Regions from separate parts of the Homo sapiens genome. Here region 2 is linked to region 1. A link is a loop called in an ENCODE intact Hi-C map of the cell type or tissue named here. Cell type or tissue: heart left ventricle. All regions are shown on one strand.

The links. Peaks named below come from ENCODE experiments on the same cell type or tissue, not always from the same donor. Only the 100,000 strongest peaks of a DNase experiment are listed, where the experiment ranks them.
Region 2: a loop joins it to region 1, with 2.2 times the contacts of the local background. A loop is called at or near these places in 3 of 110 quality-filtered maps.

What each region holds. Positions count from the first base shown.
Region 1 is chr6:55,446,138-55,454,137 of GRCh38, reverse strand. All of the region lies in intron 7 of HMGCLL1 (3-hydroxy-3-methylglutaryl-CoA lyase like 1), which reads left to right. Among named protein-coding and RNA genes, the nearest start is that of GFRAL, 120 kb to the right of the region's middle. In heart left ventricle, a CTCF peak has its summit at 4,717 (motif pointing left); no DNase peak of the experiment used is centred here; H3K27ac peaks cover 1,763 bases.
Region 2 is chr6:55,574,940-55,582,939 of GRCh38, reverse strand. It overlaps HMGCLL1 (3-hydroxy-3-methylglutaryl-CoA lyase like 1), which reads left to right and starts at 3,748. Exons shown (of 9, transcript NM_001042406.2): 1 at 3,748-3,992. The coding sequence starts at 3,885. In heart left ventricle, no CTCF peak of the experiment used is centred here; a DNase peak (open chromatin) is centred at 3,799; H3K4me3 peaks cover 2,725 bases; H3K27ac peaks cover 2,183 bases; H3K27me3 peaks cover 684 bases.

The DNA.
Region 1 (8,000 bases):
ATAAATATAAACATTACCAAAGACATGAAATCACTCCAACTGCAAATGGGGAAGTGGAAAAAAAGTTATTTAATGAAAGATAAATGTGAATTTAAATTAGTTTTGAATAATTAGGAATGCTTCAGGAAACGTGGTAAATAGCCAGTTTTCTATGTCTATAATGATTTTCAAGAAAGCAACTTTCACCTTTCACTAAAGATGATTCTATATCCCACTCCAGTTAATGGACCACCCTCTATTAAGTTGTTGTTAAGCGAGAGATCTCAGTGCTTTGTTAATGGTATTTCTTTCTTCAGTCATTCCTCATTCATTTAGACAGTATTTTACCTAGTAAATTTATCTCAAATTTATTCCTTAACAACAATCTTTTTCCTTATGCTTCATTTTAAATAGTCATCACTAATGATTGGATGTATTGCACTAATTTTCTAACAAATGTTTCTACTTACATATTTCTCAGCCTCTATCCATCTCAATTATTGCTCCCTTGCTAGCAAAATTAGAAAATAAAAGTGCTGATGATGGCATGATTATTCATAAACCTTAGATAGACCTTCATTTCATAGAGAATAAAGCTCATATCCTATAGCAAGGCACAGGGCTTCCCATGATCAGGAGCTATGCTCCATCCATATCCCAAAAGCCCCTACAATAAACATCTCATTAAAATCTTCTGGCCAGGCGCGGTGGCTCACGCCTGTAATCCCAGCACTTTGGGAGGCCGAGGTCAGGAGATCGAGACCATCCTGGCTAACGCGGTGAAACCCCGTCTCTACTAAAAATACAAAAAAATTAGCCAGACGTGGTGGCGGGCGCCTGTAGTCCCAGCTGCTGGTAAGGCTGAGGCAGGAGAATGGCGTGAACCTGGGAGGTGGAGCTTGCAGTGAGCCGAGATTGCACCACTGCGCTCCAGCCTGGGCGACAGAGCGAGATTCCGTCTCAAAAACAAAACAAAACCAACAACAAACAACAACAACAACAACAAACTTCTTAGTACATGCTTGGCATGTTCATCGTATGTATGATTTTCCACATTGCTTCTTCTCTGTAGAATACCTCTTCCCACATCCTCTCCCCACCCTTGTCAATATCCTTCAAAGCCCAATTCAGAGGCAAACTATAACAACATTTTCACTATCCCTCCTCTCCTCCACCCCTTCCTTGCTCCACCACAAAATATACAAACCATCTCACTGGTGTTTCTGAATAGCTTTGTTTATAATTCTCATAATAGCTATGACATTCTACTTTGTATTAAAGTTCTTTGTATTAATGAATATCTTCTCTGCCAAGTCATTAACTTAATGATGCTAGTTACTAGTCTTTGTTTCCCAGCAACAGTAGCCAACTCAGGCTACCGTAAACAAAAAAGGAAAATTTATTATGAAGACACAGGGGTGTCTCAGGAAACTTCTTGGAGAAATTATGCACACAAGTCAAGAACAGAGATTTAGAAAGAAGTCTTTTTTTACCTGATTCTGAATCTCAGCTTTACCTTTTGCCAAACATGTAACATTATATATGATCATATTAAACATTCTATGCCTCAGTTTCCTCAATTAAAAAATGAGGATGATAATAATAGTACCCACTTCCAAAAACAAAGCTGGTAAGGGAATGAAGCTGGACCTCAGGAAGGACTGAAAATCTGTCAGAAATTCAGGCCATGTTTCTCTGATTCACCTATGCTTCACTTCTCATTTTACTAGAGATTGAATTTCTCTGCTCTCCGTTATTCATGGAAAAAGTTACTGGTCCACAGTTCATTTGCTGTACATCTCACCTCTTATAAAGACGGATTCTGTCTTTGTCTGTTCTAAGTCTGGGTGAGAAGACTGTGATTGACCAAATTTAAGTCCAATCAGCTGCAGCCAAGATTAATAAAAGAGTCATTGAGCAGTTTCCAGAAACCCTTCTTTATGAGAGGCACTTCCAAGAGGAGAAGGTTTAAGGAGAAAACAAGATAGGTAGTGATCCACTCAAATGTTCCTTTATTTTTGTGTCCTCAAACATGCAGTGCTGTGTCTTCAGTTTTTATAATATATAGGCCTATATGCACCTTGATCTTGATATTACATACAGTATTGTGCCATACTCATTATTTGTTCAATTATGCCTTCAAGAATATTTGAATAATAACTTATTATGTTCTAGGTATTATGCCATATGCTGAAGGTATAATGGAATGAGATAAAGTGAAATTCCAGACATCATGAAGCTAATATATACTGCCTGCTGCTTTTGCTATTTTCAAAAATCTGGTCTGTACATTCTCACAAGCCATCACTAGCTTATTAATATTTATAACATTGCTCATTCTTTGTCAGAACCACTGTTTTCAATTCTTTTGTCTTTTAATACACTTAAAAAAACTTATTAACATTTAGTTGTATTTTCACAACATTAGGTATGTCTCCCACTAACATCTACCTTGGAACTGGAAGTTATTTACCTCCTACCTCCTAGTGAAATTCCAGGAACAGAAAGGCCTAAGTTCTAAGTTCTATATACATCACTATAACTGCCTATAACTGACCACCTAAGTGACTTTTTTTGTTTTTGTTTTTGTTTTTGTTTTTGTTTTTTTGGAGATGGAATCTCACTCTGTTGCCCAGGCAGGAGTGCAATGGCGCGATCTCAGCATACACCACCGTGCCCGGCTAATTTTTGTATTTTTAGTGGAGACGGGGTTTTGCCATGTTGGCCAGGCTGGTCTTGAACTCCTGACCTCAGGTGATCCACCCGCCTCAGTCTCCCAAAGTGCTGGGATTACAGGTGTGAGCCACCGCGCCCAGCCCTATGTAACTTTTGATAACCTCCAAAAGTTCTTTGTTAAGAACTATGGGGCCTAATTCATTTTAAATCAATCAATCATTAAACATATAAGGGATTTTGGCTAAATTATCTAGTTGTAAAAGTCTGTGATTTGCAGATTAGTATGAAAAATACATGGGGACCTCCACCTGAATAGATATTGTCAGAACAATATTGTTTGTGGTCTCTCTCATTCTCTTCCTACTTCTCTTCCCCATAACCATTAGCTCCATCCCCTTCTCTTTGTGCACACACTGAAGACTATTGTGAGAGCAGGGCCTGGCTGAGTCCAAAAGAAGCAAGTGTTAGGGAGCTAGAAATGAGATGAACTCTTTGTATGACTCTCAGCCAATGAACTCAATTACTGTGTTTTTGAGATTGGTTATTTGTTTTCTACAAAAGCTTCAGGGCCCTTGTTCCTTTAACATATCTCTGTTAAGGGATATATGTATTGTCTCTCCTTACACCCTAACTCAAAGGACAGTTTTTTCTATTTATTTCCTGGCTCACCTCCTTGTTTCTGCCCTGGTCCCAAAACTTATCCTAATCTATAAGATTTTTTCTTTGTTAATTTTCTCCTCTATTCATGGCATCATCCCTTACTTCCATTTAATTAGCTCTGTCTTTTATGGTTTTCTACTTATATTTCTCACATAACCTAGATATCTCTCTGTTCACATACCCCCCTCAACTTCTTCCTCAACTCTCTTCTTCCTTTTATCACATGTCCTCTGTCTGCCTCCACATCTTTGTTATATACTTTTAAAATCCAGCATTTTGCTATGTGCCAACCTATGTGATAAGCACATTCCATGAAAGATCTCATAGAATCCTCAACAAGCCTGTTAATTGGTACTATTATACTCATTTTACAGTTGAGGGAACAGAGGTTGAACAAACATTATCAAAATCACACAGTTAAAATGGCACAACAGGTTCAAATGGAAGTCTGTCTTCTGAAACTGACTTCTTAAGCAGTAGGCTGTATGCTCTTCGTTTGTTTTGAAATCTTCTGCCAGCTCTATCCTGTCCTCCCATTCTGCTGAAATGATCAACTTCAAAATTTGTCAATGGCATAAATCCAGTGGATTTTCTCAGCTGTCATTTTCCTTAACCATCTGTTGCACTCATCACTGTGGTATGTATTTGGAGAAACGTTTTCTACCCTGGCTTGTGACATTGAACTTCCTCCTGAACTCCTTGTCTCTTTCATTAACTCATCTTCTTTCTCCCACCTCCAAAAAGTGAGTGTTCACCAAAACCCAGGATTTGAACCTCTGCCATTTTTATTCTAGCCAAGTTCCTTCAGGGAACTCAGAAATGGAATAAGTCAAGATGAGATCATTTTTTCCTTATTTTTAATTGCTCTAAGAGATAACTGACTAACTAAAGTAAAAAAAAAATAGTAGCAATATATTATCAGTTTATTTATGTAAAAGTAACAGGGAAACACGAGCACAAAGGCTGCATGGAAGGAATTGAGAATATACTGTTAGCAGCTCCTTCCCTGTGTGTGACTGGTTATTTGAAGATAGATTATGGTTAATTAAAGATGTGTATTGTAAATGAGATGACAACTACTAAACAATTTAAAGAAATCTAAATACTAAGTCAACAGAAGAGATCCAATAAAATCGTAAAACGTTCAATTAGCAGAAGAGAAGGCAGAAAAGAGGAAAAAAATTAAAAGTGTGGAACAAATAGAAAGCAGCCAGCAAAGTGGCAGATTTTAATCTAACCTTTTATCAATTGGTATATCCGTTCCAATTGGCTATGCTGATATAAAAACACACTTCGAAATGAATAATGACTCCAACACATAGATGTTTGTTTCTCACTGATTTAACAGCCCACCACACATGTTCCTGGTAAATGAGTGTGTTGTCTCCTCCAAGTGGTCATTGAGGAACTCAGGCTGCTTCCACCTTGTGGCTCACCACTCCCTAAGGCCTCAATGTCATCTGCGTTTGGCTATTAAAGAAGAAGAATGCTTGTAGTCTCTAAGAAGACTGGTTTTAGAAATGGCCTGTTTCACTTTGCTTGCATGCCATTGGCTAGACTGTAGTCACATATCCATACCTAAGTACAGGGCAGCTTGGTAATATCAGCTAGCTGAGGGTCCTGGAAGAAGAAACAGATTTTTGGTAATAAACTAGCTCTATCTGCCACAGATAAACAGTTCAGCCACAAGGTTAGAAATTTTCACAATGTTTTTATCCATAAAAACCATCTTGGAGTTTGAAACAATAAATATACTTTACAAGAAAAATTCAGTTTCCTTTTTAGGTGCTACCTTTTTGCATTTTTAAATAGGACATCAGGTGATTCCAAAACTTAGATGATATCATTCTGAGAAATACTGAACAAGGCATGAGGGAGCCACTGTGACTGAAGCTGGATATGTTAACATCTGAGATGTTTCCAGGAAGATCTGTTGTCTCTTGCCACTCAAGTGTGTTCTGGGGGCCAGTAGTATTGGCATAATTCAGGATTGTAAATAATGCAGCATCCCAGGTACCACCTCAGACCTATTAAGTGAAACCATATGTTCATTACAGTTTCAGGAGCACTGGTCTAATTATTTTATGCCAAGATGTTAGAGAATGTGGATGGCTGTAGAAGTAAAGTGATAGGAGCATTATCCAATCAACAACAGGCAAAAGCAGATGATTCTGAGAAGAATCATCTACAGAATTTGAATGGAATTCAAGCCATGTGAGCCTGAGATAGACCAGAATACTTCTGGGGGTATGATACTGGCAAAAGAAGGAAATGACTATGAAAAAAAGTAGATAGACCTTTATTAATAAAGTTCATTTGTCCTAAATATATGAGTGGTATATATTTATTATAGAGGATTGGAAAAAAATCTAGAAGCACAAATAAATGGAACTATAGTTAGTATCCTTTTCTTTTATCTTCCATTTTCTCCTATTCATTTTTTCATATTATGTATTTTTGTATATATAGTACTGTTTATATATTTATATATTTATATTTTTGTATATATAATATTGTATTATACAGAAATATTTTACTATTTCATGATAGCCAATCTTATGTAATTTATCAACTCTGTCTCTATTTTTCAACATTTAACCTATGAACTTATTTTCACTGTTAATATTGAGTAACATTACAAAAAATATTCATCCTTGAACATCAATCTATCTGAATATTTCTGGCTGTCTTCTTGGGCTAGCTTCCTAGAAATACAATCACTAGGACAACAAATATTTACTTTCTGAAGTTGTTTGCTAATGTTGCTAACTTGTGTGGAAACTTTTCAGAAAGTCTCATAAGAAAAGGAAGCCTTTTGATTTGTCGATGTTCTTCTTCTAATTCACACCCTGCCTCCTGGAGTTGTTATATGGATTCAATGAATCAATGCATGTAAAGTGTTTAGTAATATGTCCGGCATATCGTCAGTATTTTGTTAACTATTAATATTGTGCAGTAGCACACAGTTGTTAAACCTGGATTTGCATTCTTACCTTGCCTCATACTAACCATATGAAGCAGGACATATCACTTGCCCTTCATGAACCTCAGTTTACTCATGAGTAAAATGGGCATGTGTTACTAACCACTTCAGGTTGACTTTGTGGAGCTTTATCATATGTGAAGCACATGGTACAATCCTTGTGAAAAAGTAAGCAATTCAGCAAATGTTTGCTAATAGTATTTATTATTTTTAGTCTTAAAGAAATTGAAAATTTTCTTGCTTTTTTTTTCCTTACTTCCTTCAGTGTACACACTCCCATTTCTATCTCAATTTGAATATGTCCAGTGAAGGTAGAAATATAATCTATCTCCTTTTGAAGGCAAGGAGGAGTGAAGCATTTAGGAATACTAGTTTTAAAGATGAGAAGTCTAATTATTTTGATTAATAATCACATTAGCTTAGTCATTCCTCAACATAGCTCTCTCTCTTTGCATCTATATATAATCCTATTATTTACTTACCAATTTTTATATATACTCCTGTTTACTAAAACATTGACATTATTCATGTAGGCTAACTGTTCATTATCTATGGCTTACCTATCACGTATATTATGTTCACAATACACATCAATGGCAAGTAGGGTTCTCTCTCAGGTGGTACAGTAGCTCATATAGTATCTATTTAGAGTCTTGGTTGAGAAGCAAACATCTGGGCTTATTGGAAATAAGCGTGGCCACTGAACTACGAGTAATACTTCATGTATGGGTAATTTCAGTCCTTTGGTAGAGTGAATAGTAGCTATGAGAAACAAGTTGAGAATAAAAATATTGGAAAATAAGCATATTTTGATATTTTATTCTATATGAATATTCATGTTAAAATGAATAATTTTCACTTTCAGAAATTTTATTTTAAATTAAATCTAACATTACTATAGATTATTAAATAAAATACTGATCTTAGGGGATAAAAAATGTAGATGACTTCAAAAATAATAATCCAGATCTAATTGTTTTTTGGGACTTTAGTAACCTCAATAACTAAAATTTTAGGTTTCATAAAATATTTTGAAAACATGAATATATAGATTAGAAATTTTGCAAGATGATTTTTTACTCCCTTTATTGTTGTATGTATTCATTTTATTTGGGTTATAAGACCATACAGCAACAAGAAAAAGTTGTGATGGTACTTTTAGTTAGCATATCAGCAACATCAGACCATTAGAACATCATACAGAATCAATACTCCCCAGAGCTCACCTAAGATTAGAATACAGACATGATATGTTTATGACATATCTACAGGCAATTTGCTCTCCTCCAGAAAAAGTTGCCACTAACATTTTATTCATTTCTCTCTGGCCTTAGGTCCAAGCACATATGCAGAGAGCTCAAGTAGACGGAGCACACATAACTGAATTCACCAGGTTTATGGTATCCTGGGCCATTGAGTTAATAGCTTTAATTGTGAACTTAGAGAAAATGAGAAGCCAAGGACATCTCAGTCCTTAGAGTTATAATTATATAAATGTATTTATATATGTTATATAAAAATATATTTATATATTATGTATGTTATAAATATTTAAATAAATATGTTATAAATATACATGTTATATATGTTATATATGAATATATAAATATGTATATAATTTAGAAAACATTGGTTCCCTGAGCACTAATAACAGTTGCTTCTCATTAGATAGTCATAAGCTACTTCTCAATAACAGCCAAAA
Region 2 (8,000 bases), 130 kb before region 1:
CTATACTTTAGAAACTTATTATAAGAAATGATTTTGATTATATGTGTGTATGTGTACATACATATATGTATACATATATACAGGTATCGTACAGCCAATAGCATCATGGTTTCAAATAATTTAAATAAAATAAAATGGGAAAAACAAAAAGTATATACAAGAAATATTAATTTTTTCTCTCTGAAATAAAATGTATTAAAATGTTTCTAGAATTAGAACACTAGGTGTCTTCATTGATATCTTTATGTATCTTCTGAATTTCTCAAAATTGCTGTAATAAGAAACATAATTAGAGTGATAGGACATGAAATAATCCTAAAACTTGGGGAAACATGTATAATTTGATATTGCTGAAGTTATGGATAAGTTTAGAAAATGGGTAGGAGTTGAGACTGCAAAGACTGCTAAGAGTCTCTTCATGAAATATTAATTGAACCATTTTTAAGAAATATGACTTACCCCCACCCCCAGAGGTTATGGGACACCTCTAAGAATTTTAAGTTCAGAAATGTTTATCAGATATATATTTTCAAAATCTCTCAGACTATACAGTATGAATTGTTGAGTGCAAAATCACCCAGGAAGCCAGACTACTGTATTAATAATAATAATAGCTAACATTTGCTGGCTGCCTACAACATGCCAGAGACCAAATGTTGAACACTTTATATATTCTGTCATTTAATTTTGGCAACAAGTAAGAACTGTTATTGTCACCCTTTTACACATGTGGATACAGATGCTAACAAAGTTGTCCAGGGTCACTCAGTCCCTGTTAGAACCTGGCTCCCATCATAGATAATCTAGAACCAACTCTTAGGCCCTTCCCCACTGCATTATGGTGTTGCTTGTCAAACAGATAGGAAGTGGAGCAGAGAGAAGTTCTTAGCAAAAGAAAAAGAGCAAGGGATGAGTCCAAGATATTTAACTCAAATCACTTGTTGACAGATTGGTGGGATTAAGGAGAGAAGGAAGTCAAGAATAATTCAGGAGAGACAGGTTGAATTGAATGCTTTTGTACATAGTAAAATCATTAATAAAGTCACTAGAGAAAACAGAAAATTTACTTTAATTTGAGGTGAATGTTCGTATCTTCTTCTGCTTGAGTGAGTAAAATGCAATGAAATAAAAATGGCTTAGTCATATGATGCAGCAAGCATAGTATAGAGTGCAGATGCAGGATATGGCACTTACTCACTTCGTAGTTTTTAACAACTGGTTTCTTTATTTTTCTAATGGAGCCCAAGCTTCTAACCTGTTATATTGCAAGAGAGAACTATAGAACCTTCCACAAACTTCTTTTTATTCTCATTTTATCTAGAGCTTTTTAGAACAGGGGTACATATTGAAAATGTTTTATTTGAGTAATCAGAACAGAAAGATGTACATTAATACTAAGTACAAAAACATATGCTTTTCAAATGTATAAATTTTAAGCATTCATAAATTAACACCAAACTTTACTTACCAGTAAAATCACATCTATTTTAACTCCTGTTTATTCATTAGATTAAACATTCTTAAGATATTTGGTCTTTAAGATTTTGGCATTTGTACAAATTTTGTTTAAAAATTTGAGATCATAGCATTTTCCATATGATATGAATTAAAATAAAAAACAAATACTTTTATATTTATAAGACTTTTCTGTAAAAAAACACGTATCACTATGGTCAACTAATTGGTATATGAAATTTTCTTCAGACCCTTTTAATTTAGAAAACGATTAAGCAATAATTTTTTTTTCCCTAAATGTTCTTGTTCTTAGTAGCAGAAGATCATATCATATCTGACTTATCTTAGAGGTCTTATTCTCCAAAAGTTTAGACTTCAATTTTAATTGCCAATCCTTTTTGAGGTTTAGAATGATTGTTGACTCCATTATGAAGGTTGCCTTGTTAAATTATTGTTGTTGAAGTTGGATCTTTTAAAATTATTTTTAAATATCATGTTCCCTGTTGCAGAATTTAAATATAGAGAGAAAAATGATAGTAAGCATAGATATAACCAGTACCGTCCATTTCACTTGCAGTGGAACAATAACTAACAGCTGAGCTCTGCTGGTACAGCTAATAGATTTAGCTCTATGAATGTACACCTATATGATAGTCATGCTTAGGTAAATAACAACCGGAGTTTTGGTGCTTTACAGAGTTTTAAGCGCATCCAGGAATTGGATAACTTCACTTTAGCAGTTCAGGGAATGTTCTCCAGGTTAAACATCCGGCTGGGCGCGGTGGCTGACCCCTGTAATCCCAGCACTTTGGGAGGCCGAGGAGGTCAGACCACGAGGTCAGGAGATCGAGACCATCCTGGCTAACGCGGTGAAACCCCGTCTCTACTAAAAATACAAAAAATTAGCCTGGCGTGGCGGCCGGCGCCTGTAGTCCCAGCAGCTGGGGAGGCCGAGGCAGGAGAATGGCGTGAACCTGGGGGGAGAAGCTTTCAGTGAGCCGACATCGCGCCACTGCACTCCAGCCTGGGCGACAGAGCGAGACTCCGTCTCAAAAAAAAAAAAAAAAAAAAAAAAAAAGAAAGAAAAAAGAAAAAAAAAATCCTTGGTTAACTGTGAGAAGAAGACTATGACCTCCTCATCCTCTTTGCCCTTTCTAGTGCAGTTTTACCGAAGGATCTACACGATTTCTCTTCCACTCTTTGTCTTTTTCCTCCCTTAACCCATTTATTTTTATTACCTGTGGAAGTCTCACTGCCCACCCCCCAAACCCCCACCCATGCAACACACAAGTGGTAAGGATGGTTTGACTTTGAATGGTAAATTTCTTCTGTGTGTTTATACTACGGTGTGCATCGGTTGGCTCCTGGTTTACATTTGCTCCATCAGCCACCAGGGCTGATGCGTATTCCTGGCCATGGACACCCTGGCTGGGTCTCCGGAAGACCCTAGGTATCCTGCACGAGACTATTCTTGATGACTATGTCATTTTAGCTGCAAACCACTGAACCCACTGCGAAGATTATTAGGGTGTGACAATACACGTAAGTTTACATGTGAAAGTGAGGGGGGGAAGGTAGGCCGGTGGTCTGCTCGAAGGCTATTTTTTCAAACCCTCTCTTCCACTAAAAATGTCTCCAATTCTAATATCCTAAGAACTTGTATAGAATTTTCCGTTTGGATAAATCTAGTCCTTAGGGCTTTAATAATTTTGTGCCATGAGACTTTTAAACACGCAGTTCCATTTCAGCGCTTAACCGCAGCACCAACTTACAGCTTACCTCTCATTTAGGAACGTACCTCTGAGAGTACCTCTGACATGTAACCTAATTTAAGACTATCTTTTCCTTTTCATTAGACTGTTGGATATGTTTTAACCTTGCTGATTGCCTCAAAAACATTTTTAAATAGAGCTTATTGTTATAAAGCATAAACTCCGTGAGCTCAACGGTAGGCAAATCTACACTTGAGCACCCAAGGCTGCAGCTGGGAATGAACGAACTCATCAACATAAACACTCACGCCCCTTCCTTTTATTTTAGACCCCTTTTCTTCTACACCTGATCTATGCCAGGTGAGAAGTAGGTGGGCACGTTAAGATACAGTCAGCCCTGGGCGCTCAGTGTAGTGCGGAAAATGAGACACCCCTGGACATCCTCTGGCTCAGCTCCTTTCTCTCCTGTTCAGGTGCTCGGCATTTCTGTCGATTCCCGCAGGTGCCCCGTGCACCCGCTGCCCCAGGCGCGGCCACCTGCCACGCCCCACTCCCCGCCCTCTCGGCGCCGCCGCAGTGCGCAGAACAGCTCTGGTCCTCACAGCCAGTGCACCGGAGGGGCGCGCTCCCGAGCTGGCGCAGTTTCCCAGCGCGGTGCCCGCCCCTCATCCTCCTCCAGTCTCCCTCCCCTCGCCGACTGCCGCCCCAGGCTCCGCCATGGGGAATGTGCCATCCGCGGTGAAGCACTGCCTCAGCTACCAGCAGCTTCTCCGGGAGCATCTCTGGATCGGGGATTCAGTGGCAGGGGCGCTCGACCCCGCGCAGGTACCACCTCGCGGCCCAGGGTGTCCCCACCCTCATGCGCACACTGACAGCCAGCCTCTCTCCCTGCAACCTCTTGGTGCCCTCCTCCCTTTATGTCACCTCCTCACCCCAGGACCCTTCCCGCAGCAGTTCTGTCGTGTTAGGCCGCACCCCTTAAACGGTTTCCCGTTATCTCTCTTCGGTGAATGTATCGACCCGCCTCTACAGATCAGACCCTGCAAAATCCCTGCCTGTGACCATTTGCTGGTCGCCTAAAGAAAAGAATTCCTTCTCTGTGTTTTCCTGGAAAGGGATGCATTACGTAATACAATTTGTATTCATAGGTATTCCTTCAAGGATACCGCCCTTATTCTCAGTGCTCCTTGTACTGTGTAACAAAGACTACAAATTTGTCACAATGTGAGGCAGAAAAAGGAATGAAACCGGTAGAAGGTTAAGAAGACATAGTAGGATGAAATAATCCATCAGAACATTAATTATCCCAAATGTATTTGTGCTTCAACAAACTTGAAAGAAAGTGTAAATAACAGCAATTTCAGACTAAAATTTATTCCCACATTGTTCCTGAAAGGGCATGTTAAGACAATAGGCAACTTAATATTATTCATATACTTATGATTTAATGCACTCTTAACCAGTGTCAGATAAATAAAGAAAAGGTGTATAAAGAAATTAACTTTTTCCTTAAAAAACTTGAAAATCTAAAATTCCACAAAATATTAAATAACTGATAATTGTTATGAAAATGTTGAAACATGGAATAAAGGAGGAGCACTGTGAGGACTTCTTGTTAAATTACAGGTGCTGGATACAAGATTATTTCTGATTCGACTAGTGAACAAAATAACTTCTGTTATTGTAATATTTTAGTCATTAAGCATAATTGTACCATGTGGATTTAAATCAACTATTCTAATATAAAATATTCATTTTCTATTGTGTATTCTCAGTTTAGTGTATCATATGTGAAATTGCAATCTTATCTTTACAAATTGGAATTCAGCATTTGTGTTCTTTAGAAGATATTTTGTTTCTCGTTACTTAAAAGATGGCCATGGTCATCTAACTCAAAACCTGTTGATGACAGTGGTAGAGGTGAAAAGTTATCCTTTATCTTCCCACATGTTAATATGTCTATTTAATTTTCCTACCTTCTATTTTGACCTTCCTGATGTAACTTTTATCTTAATGTTCTTGACTTTTTAAATTCAGTCTGTTATTTAATCAGGAACCATTAACTTATATTTCCTAAGTCTGAGAGTTTATATGATTTTTCTTTTTGAGTGAATATTATATTTCTCTCTCCCTCTTTATTTTCTGATTTACACATTTTGTGGGTTTTATGGACAATGATAGAAGATTGGTTGCAGGTAAGGATGTCTTATTTGCCCTGCTAAGATATGGAAGCAGGTTAAATGAAAATGACTAGGATTCCCGAGAAATAAAATTCTGGGGCATTCATCAGCTTAATGAAGACTTTTTTGGCCCATTCTGAAGATATAATAGCCCTTCTCTAAATATTGCCTTTTTACCCACCAACTGCTTTGCCTAGAAAACTCTTATTTGTCTCTCAAGTACAGATTTTAAATTTTTTTTTTTTTTTAGTCCAGCCCTTTGCTCCCTCCAGAGTTATGCTTCTTTTTGTGTTCTCGGGAATTTTTAAAAATAATTCTGTTTTAGTTCCAATACTGTTGAATTGTGATTTTTTCTATCTTATCGTAATTGAACTCACAGCAGCACTAACATCTGACACTTGGCTTTTTGAACTTTATCTTCCTAGACTTCTCTTCTAACAAACCTTCACTGCTTTCAGCCCGATGTCTCTGGCTTCTCAGTCTCCTTGGCAGGCACGGTGGCTTGTATCCACTGGGTAAATATCCAGATGCCCCATCACTATCTACACTCTTCCTAGTGTGAGTTTGAGTGACAATCTACACTCACTGATTTGATTACTGTTTGTGTACCAGTGTTTTCTAGACTTACATTCCCCTATTTCTCTTGAATTCCAGTCCAGATGTTCAGCTGCTCATTTGACATCATCGCTTAGGTATCTCAAAAGCAACTCAAACTCAAACATTTTCAAAATTTTATTAATGTTCTACTTCTTCCAACACTGGACTTTCTGCAATATTTCCTATTGCAGGGAATGCCAGTATAATTTATTCAGTTCTATGAGCCATACACCAGAAACTATCTTCTTTCATTTCCCTCACACCCAAAGTATCACTGAGTCCTGCAATTTTACTTCTTGAATTTCTTTCAAATCTATTTTTCCAACTTCATTGCACCAATCAATTTTAAAATGGCATTATCTCTCATATGGATGACTGGGCTGTTGCAGTAGTCTTCTTACTTTCCAGGAATCCCTCTTCAACCCAATGCCTATATAGCTAATTGGAAAGTGTTCCCTATTTCAAATAAAATAATGCTATTTCTCTGTTTCAAAACCATCCGTGAATTTCCATTGCTTTTAAGAGTGGACACCAAAACTTTTAATGTGTTTTCTAAACTTCAAATGATCTTTTCATTGCATCTCTCAGCAACATCATCTTAAGCTATTCTTTTTTGTTCTTGCCACTTTAGCCACAGTGGCCTTTTTTGAGTTCTATAATAAATTGTGTTCCCTCTGGAACCACAGTGTTTGCTTACCTTCCTCTCTGCTAGGAAGATTGTTTTCAACAAATTAACTTCTAATTAATCTTCCGCCCTCAACTTGCATGTTACCCTCTCGTGAAATCTCTCCCAGACTCTCCATGCCAGCAGCTTTTGTTAGACTTCTATTGCATAGTAACCTATTGTAGATAATATGCATTATATATTTATTTTCATGATTACTTGATATTTAATTGCTTTGCAGATATTAAGCATAGTAAAACTAAGGAAGCAATTCACCACGGGATTCTCAACACTTATCAGAATGTCTGGTTAATTTTTTATGGCCAATAATACTTTTTGAATGAACAAATGAATTAATGTTTTCCCTTATAGGCCATAAGCATCACATGCCCATGAAGACCATGGACTTCTTCTTAGCATTTGTTCAAGGTCCAACAAAATGATTGGCACACTGTAGCATCATGATAAATATTTGCTAAGTGAATACAAAATCAGTGAGAATGGGGACATGGTATAGAGTTTGATCTTAGCACCAATCGATGAATATTATTACTGTTTTTCTCTCACCTTTTTGTCTCATAGGACCTCATAGTAGTTTAATGGAGAGATGAGGTAAAAATGGTTTCTGGAGGCTGTCAACACAGCAGAGAGCTTAACTAATTCTCTATTGTTGAATCTGGCAGAGAGAATCATGAATAAACCTGACTCCTGTAATATGAAATAATTTGATTGTAGTTAGAACAGATAGAAAATTCTGTATTTTGAAATAATTATGTGTGTGCAATAGAATATTGAAAACCTCGATATTTTTCTGTTACCAACTTATTCCATGGTTTTGTGTGTGCAAGAGCATGGCCACACCTTAATTTTTCAGCTTACATATTAGAGATAATATATCCCTGATGAATTATTAGACTTAAATTAAATATTGTGTGTATGAATATATACACATATACATATTAGAAGTTTAACAATGTACTATCAAATATAAAAAGAATAAATATGAATGAAAGGCTTATTCTATCACAGGTCCACTAATTAAATTATGTGGGTCTCTGTTTTTGCTAATGACAATGGTTTTGCAGAAAATTCCCTTAATAGACCAAGAGGTTGAAATTGCTCATTCTGTAATTCAAGCTATCTCTTAGGACCTGTTTTATTTTCTGTAGTTGTCTCTGTTAAAAAGAGTATAATGAAGCTGGCTTAATTGGCATGTTTTAAAGTTTTGATTAAATTTAAGTTTCCTAGTGAAGCGATCCCCCTTTGATTTTCAAGTGTTCCTTAAGCAATAACTAAATCTCTTCACATATTAATGCCCTTTTGCAAAAATAAAATTTCCAAAGACCTAAATTCTAATATAAATAATGTTTCAAACCTATTATATTTCTAAAA